Linked DNA regions of Homo sapiens: region 1 is linked to region 2. A link is a loop called in an ENCODE intact Hi-C map of the cell type or tissue named here. Cell type or tissue: PC-9. All regions are shown on one strand. Links, peaks and the distances in the headings refer to the core of each region. The heading gives the core; the rest is flanking DNA.

Evidence for each region. Hi-C counts contacts between places; a loop is a spot of excess contacts. Peaks named below come from ENCODE experiments on the same cell type or tissue, not always from the same donor. Only the 100,000 strongest peaks of a DNase experiment are listed, where the experiment ranks them.
Region 1: a loop joins it to region 2, with 10 times the contacts of the local background. A loop is called at or near these places in 4 of 110 quality-filtered maps.

Annotation. Positions count from the first base shown.
Region 1 is chr17:48,524,268-48,529,637 of GRCh38, forward strand. It overlaps HOXB1 (homeobox B1), which reads right to left. Exons shown (of 2, transcript NM_002144.4): 2 at 4,259-5,370. The coding sequence ends at 5,280. LOC105371808 (a long non-coding RNA gene) reads right to left here and starts at 3,240. Exons shown (of 4, transcript XR_934811.2): 1 at 3,176-3,240. In PC-9, for the core only: no CTCF peak of the experiment used is centred there; no DNase peak of the experiment used is centred there.
Region 2 is chr17:48,455,061-48,460,430 of GRCh38, forward strand. LOC101927166 (a long non-coding RNA gene) reads left to right here. Exons shown (of 6, transcript NR_110804.1): 4 at 1-213; 5 at 678-730. Among named protein-coding and RNA genes, the nearest start is that of SKAP1, 28 kb to the left of the region's middle. In PC-9, for the core only: CTCF peaks have their summits at 2,361 (motif pointing left) and 2,562; DNase peaks (open chromatin) are centred at 1,761 and 2,351; H3K4me3 peaks cover 393 bases.

The DNA of each region.
Region 1 (5,370 bases), core at 56-5,055, 69 kb after region 2:
TGGCTCATTTTGATCTCCCTTGTCTGTCATCTGGAGAGATTCCTCCAAGCCTGCCATCCACACTCTCTTCTAAACATCATCCCACCAACTCCTTCCCAGGAGCCCGGTGCTATCTGCACAAGGAATGCTCACAACAAAGAAACCTGCATTGGCCGGGCAGGCGTGTTGGCTCACGCCTGTAATCCCAGCACTTTGGGAGGCTGAGGCCGGCAGATCACCTGAGGTCAGGAGTTCGAGACCAGCCTGACCAACATGGAGAAACCCCATCTCTACTAAAAATACAAAATTAGCCGGGCGGGATGGCCCATGCCTGTAATCCCAGCTACTCCTACTTGGGAGGCTGAGGCAGGAGAATCACTTGAACCTGGGAGGTGGAGGTTGCAGTGAGCCGAGATCACATAGCCTGGGCCATAAGAGGCAAACTCCATCTCAAAAAAAAAGAAAAAGGAAAAGAAAAAAAAGAAACTTGCATTAACAGTTAGAAGAGCTTCAGGGCTGGCCAGGCATGGTGGCTCACGCCTGTAATCCCAGCACTTTGGGAGGCTGAGGCGGGTGGATCACCTGAGGTCGGGAGTTCAAGACCAGCCTGACCAACATGGAGAAACCCCGTCTCTACTAAAAATACAAAAATTAGCCGGGCATGATGGCGCATTCCTGTAATCCCAGCTACTCAGGAAGGCTGAGGCAGGAGAATTGCTTGAACCTGGGAGGCAGAGGTTGCGGTGAGCCGAGATCGCACCATTGTACACTAGCCTGGGCAACAAGAGCGAAACTCCGTAAAAAAAAAAGAAGAAGAAGAGCTTCAGGGTCTTCAAAATCTTTTTCTTTCTCTCTTGTTCAGGAGATCAAAGGGCCTCACAATGGGAGAACAAACGCTGAGGGAAAAGGCAAAGGAAAGAGGAAAAGTTCACACTCTGGCTGAGAAACAGATGGTGCAGAGGATTGGGTGGAGTGAAGACTTGACTGGCTCCCTACCTGATGCCCGGGTTTGTGGGGAGTGGGGGGCTCCTCAGAAATCTTGACAAACTTTCAACCAGCCTAGAGAATTCTCCCTCCTGTGAAGAATGAAGACTAGGCAGGCATGGTGGCTCATGTCTGTAATTCCAGTATTAATACTTTGGAAGGCCAAGGTGGGAAGATCCCTTAAACCCAGGAGTTCAAGAGCAGCCTGAACAACACAGCGAGACCCCATCTCTTAAATTAAATTTTTAAAAAAGACAGTCAAGACTCAAAAAACTCAAGCTTTTTGTTTTCAAACTGGAGATATTTTTTGACATTTGGGAAATGGAGGTGTGGGTGGACAGCTTTCAAATTTTGCAAAAAAAAAAAAAAAAAAATTACTTTCAGACCTCCTAGTAAATATAATACCCTCCTTCCCAGAGCTATGAAAAAAACAGCAATCTGAAAGACATGAAGAAGTCTATGAGTGAAGCAATTTGGCATCTATTCTGGAAAGTTTAACAATGAAGGGCTGGGCACGGAGGCTCCCAGCACTTTAGGAGGCCAAGGCGGGCAGATTGCTTGAGCTCAGGAGTTCAAGACCAGCCTAGGCAACATGGTGAAACCCCATCTCTACAACAAAAAGATACAAAAATTAGCCAGGCATGGTGGCATGCGCCTGTAGTCCCAGCTACTTGGGAGGCTGAGGTGGGAGGATCACTTGAGCCCAAGAGGTCGAAGCTGCAGCAAGCTGAGATCAGGCCACTGCACTCCAGCCTGGGCGACAGAGGGATACCCTGTCTCAAAAAAACAAAACAAAACAAAACAAAAAACAATGAAGACTATCAATTTATCTCAATGGGGGCAAAATGTTTTTGTTAGTTTACCATTCTCTCCTTTGTCCTAATGTCTCCCATGTAGGCCTGTCTAGGGCCTCAGATTGGAAGTGGAATTCAAGTAGGAGAGTGCAAGTAGGAGAGAGGAAGGGGTCAGGATCTCTGCATCTAAGGAGATGGAAGGCTTACATTCACTGGATATTATTTTGAGCCTGCCCCTGTGTGAACAGAGAATTGATTTGTCCCTCACCCTTCCCTGGGGGAATCTGGTGGCTCCCTCTGCTATGATCAAAAATCAAATGGGCCAGCAGCCTTCTTCTTTCCTCCTGGCCCTTTCATCAATCCTCCCCAAGGACTTGTCGGCCCCTCTGAGGCCCTGCTCCACCATACTCATGGTTCTGCTTTGCTCTCACCACCGCACCTTCCTCCTCCTCCCTGCTTTCTTGCCCACTTGTCCAAAATTTGGAGGATCCACAAATACCCCAACCCAGAAGGCTCCACTGGCTCACACTGAATGTCTCCAAGGAAGGGGAGTTTTGTTTCCACCGACACTCACTCTCTCCCTTCTGTCAAGGTGACCTCTTTGGGGAATCAAGCTTGGTGGCAATTTCAATTAAATGCAGAAAAGCAGTTAATAGAATTTTTTCTTTTTCTTTCTTTCCTTTTTTTTTTGTTTTGACAAAGGGCAAGACATCAGCCTCTGAGAAAGCTAGGCTGCTTATTGCAACAGACTTCTCTTCCTCTCCAGCTGGGCTATACAATTATTGATAACGTTGCCTCTCATATAATGGCACCAATTTCATTAGGAATCAAATGCTCAGCGTTTCTCACGTACGCTTCTAGTCCTTTTGGCTGCCTCCCTCGAAAGACCAAGAATTAAATAGATCAGAGGGTGTGGAGAAGACACCCCGCCTTGGTCTGGCCCGCCTCCATCCTGGCCCCTGGGCATCTGGGCTCCCGGGGTAACCGGAATCAATAAACCAGGGCCCGATCCCCGAGGCCCGCGGCATCTCGACGGCTCGGCGGGGCCAGAGAGCGATCGAGGTTTGTTGCCCGCCGCGGAGCTTCCTGAGCCCCGGCCCCCCGCCTCCGCCGACCAAAGGTTTGCCAGTGGGACCGGCCCGGAGACAATAGCTGCCCCCGCGGGCGCGCTGTCGGCTTGTTTGGAAAGCCCAGAGGCGCTTCGAGGTAAAAAGGTCAGCCCGGGATCCCAGGTTACCTCGGCCTCCTCCGCCCGCCGTCAGGCCCCCGACCATCCTCGGACTCCCCCCGCCCCTGACGTCTTCCTCCCTCTCCAGACCTCGGTCTCCCCTCCCCCGCCCGGCACACTGCCCCCCACTAGGCCCCTTCGCGGCCACCTCCTTCCTGCCGTCCAGTGCCCGGAGACCCAGGGCTTTCACCTTGAGCCCAGGCGGAAAGGCCTTGCGGAGGCTGGCCGGCTGCGGCCGGACTCAGGCAGCCACTCCTGACGTCCCCGAGGAGTGGCTGGGTGGAAGGGCGCTGGGCTGGGGTGGGAGTGGGGGTGTTAAGCTGTGTGCCAATTTGGAGTTTGTCAGCGACCCCTCTGGAGTCTAAGCCAGGCCTGGCTCTGGGCGGGAGGGAGGCAGGTGAGGGGGAAGGGAAGGGGTAGAGTTCACGTCGCCTTCCCCCACACTTCCTCCTCTTTTTAACACCCTCTTTTTGTCCTCTCCAAACAGATGTTTCTCTTCTTTCCCGTCTTCCTCTCAAGACCCTCTGGGCTGACCCGGCGCGGGGGCTCACGCCTGTAATCCCAGCACTTTGGAAAGCGGAGGCGGGCAGATCACTTGAGCCCGGGAGTTGGAGACCATCCTGGGCGAAATGGCAAAACCCTGTCTCTACAAAAATACAAAAATCAGCCGGGAGTGGTGGTGTGCGCCTGTGGTCCCAGCTACTCTGGAGACTGAGGTGGAGAATCGCTTGAACCTGAGAGGCAGAGGTTGCAGTGAACGGAGATTATGCCACTGTACTCCAGCCTGAGCAACAGAGCGAGACCCTGTCTCAAACAAACAAACAAACAAAAACCAAAACACAAAACCAAAAAACAAAACACAAACCAAAAAACTGCACTCCAGCCTGAGCGACAGAGCCAGACCCTGTCTCAAAAAAAAAAAAAAAAAAAAAAAAAGAAAAAGAAAAAGAAAGAAAGAAAGCAAGAAAGAAAGAAAAAAAGAAAAGAAAAAGAAAAATCTCTGGGAATTGCATTCATTCCACAGACTTCTTCCATGCTTTTCTGGATTCTCCCAATAACCAAGGGACTGACAACTGTCAAGCCTGAATGCCTGGGACCCAATCCTGCTTAGGCCACACCCAGTAAGTCCTTCTCTTTATCCAGCTGAGATCTTAAAGCTCAGTTCATTCCAGCCCAACCAGCCAATGGCCACTCTTTCTTCACCTCTTCTCCACGGTGCACGGAGTATGAGGCCTCTTCTACCCCTGAATGGAGAAACAGAAGCAGGCAGGAAGAAGGGAAAACACAGACTTTATTGAAATGAGGTAGTTGCAGGTACAGAGAGAACCCGGGCTCACTTGGGGCTCAGGTTTCCAGAAACTTAGATGGCTCCTCCTCTTTCTCAAAGGTTCAGATAAATCCTTGCAGCTGTTGGGAGCCCTCATTGTGCCTGGCTCTCCCTGGGCTGCCCCCAGGGGTAGGGGTGGAGATGGGGAAGAGGGTCCTGGGTTTTCCAGGAGGCAATAAATAGGGGAGGAGCTAGTGGGGGCGTGCCTGCACCTTCCTGGTTGTGGCTTGCTGGGGGCAGGCCTTGCACGGCGTTCCAGAAGTCTCTGGAATACCAAGTTCCAAAACACTTTGGTGACATAGTGATGAGGTCGCTGGTGTGAGGAGGCAGGTCTCAGAAAACAACCTCTGAAGGCTGCATTAGTGCAATATAAATATGCCAGGAGAGGGCTAATGGGGTTAGATGGGGGCGGGGGGCTTTTTGGTCTGTCACAAGGCAGCTGGTGCTATTGTAAGGTCTGTGGTGACTGGATTAAGCATTGATAATAATATGGCTGCACCCAAACACCTCCCACACAAGAAAATTTAAGGTTCTGTGTCAGGCCTAGAAGGGGGAGTTAGGATAAGAGTGCGTGAGGAGACTCCTCAAAGCTCGAAGGCACTGAACCGAATAAACCCAAGTTGGAAGGGAAAGGAGGATGAATCCAGGAGGATGAGGCTGGCCCCCACCCCCACCACATGTTGACACTGAGCTGATCCCCAGATCAAAGGCAGAAGCCCTTCCCTCTACATTTGACAGGTTCCATGCCTCCCAGGCCTCTGGTCCTGTAGGGCCCCCAGCCACCCAGGTCTGAGAAAAATGTTTCCCCATCCCCCCTCCCACCCCCAGGCAGCTCTAAACTGGCATTTCAGCCCTAGAGAGGATCCCCAGGCCAGTGAAGCCCAGGCCTGGGGTTGGGGAGAGCCTGGGATAGGGCTGGACTGGGGCGCTCCAGTGCCTGGAAGCCCCATTGGTGGCTAGGTTCAGTTCAGGAGGTGACAGAGCTGGGTGAGGCTTCCGGGGAGGTGCATGTCGACTGGTCTGAGGCATCTCCAGCTGCCTCCTTGGGGCAGCCTGGT
Region 2 (5,370 bases), core at 199-5,198:
AAAGAAACAGCTTGACTTCAGAGGAATGGCTTGATGGTGGGACTTAGGAGAAGTGTACAGCAGGGGACTGCTGGACTCCATGGGAAGATCACCTTCCCACTCCATCCCCCTTCCAGCTCCCCATCCTGCTGGGAGCCACTTTCATCAGTAATAAAATTCTCCGCATTCATCACCCTTCAATTTTTTCATGCAACCTTGGTTGCAAGGACTCAGGTATGGGTGCAAAAGGTTGTCACACTGACCCTCCACTGAGCTGTTAACACTTAAGCCATTCATGGACAGAAAAGCTAAAAGAGCACACTGTAACACATGCCCTCTGGGTCTTCAGAGGTTGCGGGTACCCCCACAGATGCTGCTGCAGGGCTGCACAGTTTTGCTCCTGCCAGCACCCAAAAGCAGTCACTCTGGCTCCTGCACCTGCTCACTTGTGTGCTCCCCCTCCTGTGAGGGATTGAGAGCTGGGGGCTAAGTAACTGAGGCACCCCTGTTGCAAGGTCCATGAAGGGGTCAAGGAAAATTTCCTGTTTCAGTACGATGACTAATACCAAGACCAGAATGTTCTATAGAGAAGTGTTGGGGGAAAGGGAGAGCAGGGTCCCATTCCTGGACATTCTGATTTAATTGGCTTGGGGTAGGAGCCAAGCATTGGTATTTAAAATTTTAATTTTATTTTACAGGTGGAGAGACGAAGGATCAAGCAATGTGACTGGTAGAAACTGTGTTATACAAGGTAAACCAAGAGAGAATTGTGCAAAAATGTCTTCAGGGTCACTTCTTTCCCTAACTTGGTCCCTCAGAGTTCTTTCCACTAGATATCCAGTGTGTTCAACCTAACTCCTATCTGCAGTGGGCCTCCAAATATTGCACCCCTATGGGCAGGGCTGTGTGTCATTTCCCTGGCCCCTATCTGGGTCAAAACTGTCATTCCTCCAGGGACCTGCTGGGCAACTAGCAAACTAATCTTCAATGTATTTTACCCAAGGTGTTAATGACAGATAATGGCTTAATGCATTACCCCTCCCAGCTAACATTTCCATTTTAATAGAGCCTTTAAATGCTTTAACCTGAAGGAAACAGCATGAAAAATGCAGGGATAGCAAATATCTGGCACCTTTGCTCCTTCCCTGTTCCTGGAAGACATCTTCAAATGGTCACTGAGGCTTTTCCTGCTATGCCTGGACATACCCTGAGAAGCCCATAGGGCCCTGGGCAGCCCCTACCAGCCTATGATGGGAGTTACCATGCAAGATGAAATCTATTTGCCAACCTTATCGTGAAACAAATATTTGTCCAGGAGTAAAAAGACCTGAATTCTACTTTGGGGCTTTGACATTACCTGGACATAGGGCCTAAACAAATTTATTAGACATTTCCAAGTCTCAGTTTCCTTACCCATAAAATGAGAGGACTGGCATTAGAGTCAAGCATTTCCAAAGCATAGTTCTCAATCTGCCAGGGACTCTCAAAATCTGACCTCACAGCTCTCCAAGCTGGTTGCTGCTACCACGTACCTCTTCCCATTTTTGCCTTGCTTCCCACAAGGGAAGGAAATTCACTCCCAACTGGGCACCACCTTTCTATCTCTATTTGGGGACCTTCCTGTCCCTGAAAGGCCCTGGGAACATAATGTAAAGCAACTATGGGGGCAGCTGCTAAGAAGCCAGATCTTGTGACACTAAGAGTCCAGTCACGTGGTTCAGAGTCCACAGCAACCTGTGGCGACTATGCAGTCATCAGCCAGAGAGGCAGAGCCTCTGTCTGGAGATGTGTCAGAAATGGGTGTGACTAGTCCCAGACACATCAAGTGAGGAAAAATCAGGTGTGCAGATTACGTTGTGTAAATGCCTTTCTAATTCTCAATGCTCCAGGAAGGAATCTCAGAGATTAAATTAAGCTGTTAACCCTCTAGGCGCTCCTGTCGTTTATTGTTAAGGAATTAATAGGAATGCGGGAATGCAGATGGCCTGGCTGTCAGCTCGGAGAGGCGATTTTTCTGATCTCCAAGGAGGTTTCCAGCATCTTTCATTAAGCACTCGTGTACCAACTTGTCATTTTAACCGAGCAGCAAAGAAACTCCCACTCAACTGCCTACCTCAGGTGCTGGGAGTGCAATCCTCGGAGGAGTCTTTCTGGGTTGCAGGTGCAGGGGAGGCGCCCAGGTGATGGGGGTGGGGTGCAGCGAGAAATGGATTTAAAGCCACTCCAGGAAGGAAATCGGATCCCAAAACCTGGTTGTCCTGGGCACAGGCTTCAGGTGACTGCAGAAGATTCCTCTCTAGCAATCCTGAACTGAGCAGAGATGTGAAAACTTACTTCTTTCCGCTTTCTCGAAGCGCTCCAGGACGCAGGTGGCACGCTCAACGCGGGGAGGCGCCACCTACAGGACAGAGGAAGACCTGCAGCTTGGGCTTGAGATTTCAACAGTCTGTGGCGGGGGCTGATGAGGGCGGCCCCTCCTCCTCCTGGAGTAATAATAGTCCCTGACATTTATCGAATGCTCTTCTCGTGCCAGACACTGTCCTGAGCACTTGACATGTATTAATGATTTTAAACCTCACAACAACCCTATTAGGTAGGTGTTATTTTCATCTTCATTTTATGGAATAGAAAACCACAGTTCCAGGAGAGAGAGTAATTTGCCCCAAGTCACCCAGTTAGGAAGTGGGAAGTGGAGACCCCGACCCTGAGTAGGCACTAAGGCGGGTGTGGTGGGATGGTTAGAGTCGGGCGCAACTCTACTCATGGTTCACAGCATTCAACTCTATGGGCCCTCAATTCTGCAGCTTTGGTTTACCATTTTTTGAGACTCGCTTACTCGTCTGGAAAGGAAATCTTTGCTAAGGTAATCATAACCTTGTATAATTTTTAAAGAGATGGAAAATGACAAACATCGCATATTCTCACTTATTTGTGGGATCTAAGAAAACAATTGAACTCCTGGAGATAGTGGAAGGATGGTTACCAGAGGCTGGGTAGTGGGGGGCCTGAGGGGGAGGTAGGGTGGTTAATGGGCACAAAAAAAAAAAAAATAGAAAAAACGAATAGGACCTAATATTTGATAGTACAACAGGGGGACTATGGTCAATAATACTTTAATTGTACATTTTGAAACAACTAAGAGTATAATTGTATTGTTTGTAACACAAAGGATAAATGCTTGAGGGGATGGATACCCATTTTCCATGATATAATTCTTACACATTGCATGCCTGTACCAAAATATCTCATGTGCCTCATAAGTGTATACACCTACTATTTACCCACAAACATTTTTGAAAAACCAAGGCGAAAAAGTGGGCACAGTGGGGCAGGGATGCTGGAGATTGTGTATCTCTCATCAGTTCATTTTTTCAGTTATATAGATGAGTATGAGAGAGGTAAGGGACCCAACCACGTGCACAATCTCAGTGACAGCGCAAGAACTGGAACCCAGATTTCCTCACTCCCAGCCCAGTGCTTTCCCCCCGTGCTACATTCATTCTTTAATCATCCATTGACAGGATGGATTCTGTATGTGGGATGGAAGGTAATCACACACAGTGTGGCTTCAGAGGCTCCAGGCCCACCCTCTGACCAAAATATACATTTCCTTTTTTTTTTTTTTTTTTTTTGAGACAGGGTTTTGCTCTGTTGCCCAGGCTGGAGTACAGTGACGCAATCTCGGCTCACTGCAACCTCCACCTCTGGCTTCAAGCAATTCTTCTGCCTCAGCCTCCTGAGTAGCAGGGATTACAGGCACACTCTACCACACCCAGTTAATTTTTGTATTTTTAGTAGAGATGGGGTTTCGCCATGTTGGCCAGGCTGGTCTCAAACTCCTGGCCTTTAGTGATCCGCCTGCCTCGACCTCCCAAAGTTCTGGGATTACAGGTGTGAACCACCATGCCCGGCTCAAAACATACTTTAAAAAAAACCTGGTGGCTGTTGCGTAAAATTCCACCATTAGTGGCTCATTTTATTCACTAAGACTTTGATCCTATCCACTTAGGACCAGTAAGGCTTTTAACTGTTGGCCATCATTTCATGTGTATGTAATTGAGTTCTAAAGCAGCGCTACTCAAAGTGTGGTCCACAGACAGCAGCATCAGTATCATCTGCAAGCTTGTTAGAAACGCAGGTCATGGCTTTCACCCAGACCTACTGAGTCAGAATTGCCCTAGTTCTCAAACTTCTGTGTATGTGCTTAACTTCTCATCTGAAGAGCTTATGAAAACACAATTTCCTGAGACAACTGTTCCCCACCTCAAACCCAGAGATTCTGATTCAGCAAGTCTGGGGAATGCACCCCAAAATTTGCATTTCTAACAGGCTCTCAGGTGATGCACCTGAGACCAGCTACTGCTGGTCTGGGGACTATACTTTCAGTAGGACCTAAGGAGTTCCTGATAACAGATATTGGGGAGGGAGAAGAGGGAGAATGAGCACACTGAGGTAGAAGAAGGAAAGGTTATCACCAAGGGTGCAAAGGGTACAGAATATGAAGCCTTGGAGTCAAAAACTGCTGAGGGTGTGAGTGCACAATCACGTCTTTCCATTTGAATACATTCAAATATTTAGATCCTTAAGTGATTCAATACAATGCATGCATGTTTGTTAGCTGGATTTACTGAGCCTATGGTAAAATCTGCTCTTGCATCACCTTTTGCTGAGCCCTGCCTGTCTCAGTTACAAATGAAAATCTTTCCAGTCCTCTCTGACCATCAGTTAGTTTTCCAATTTCATTCCAGAGTTAACTGCACTGTAGCAGCAGACAAAACTGGCCCGATGGCAGGAATACTGTTCCCCGATGGTATCAGAGCCATCTGTATTTATGTTTGCTGTGTGACTGTCACTTGTATACAATCATGCAGAGACTCTGATATTAAGACTTGGCCTGGAAATCACCCCCATGGCACAGCTCTGGTGGAAAAGGAAAAGGGGATTCAGTGGCAACCAGATATCAAACACAAATTACATTGCCCTTGTACCAAAACAGGCATCTTTAAGAAATCATGTCTTCTGGTCTTCCTTTGCTATACTTCAGGTAATATGGTACCCAGAGGAACCCAGAGAGATAACAACCTCTTCTATTTGTAAAGACCACTTGTGAAGGAAACTCCATAACCTCCCTGTGGTGGAGTGTATTATTGCTCAGCAAACATTCATTCTTCTCTATTTCCCTCCGTTGGGGGAGCAAACTTCCCCACTCCATTGATGATGGGTCTAGCCATGTGACTTGTTTTAGCCAATGGAATGTAAACAGAGGCTTTAACTCTACTTGCTTGGTTAAGCTTGGTCTCTTGCACCTCTACCCTTTGCCACGAGAAGAGCATGCCCTTGTCACTTCGGCCTGAGTCCCAGAATGAGAAGTTACATGGAGCAGACCTGAAC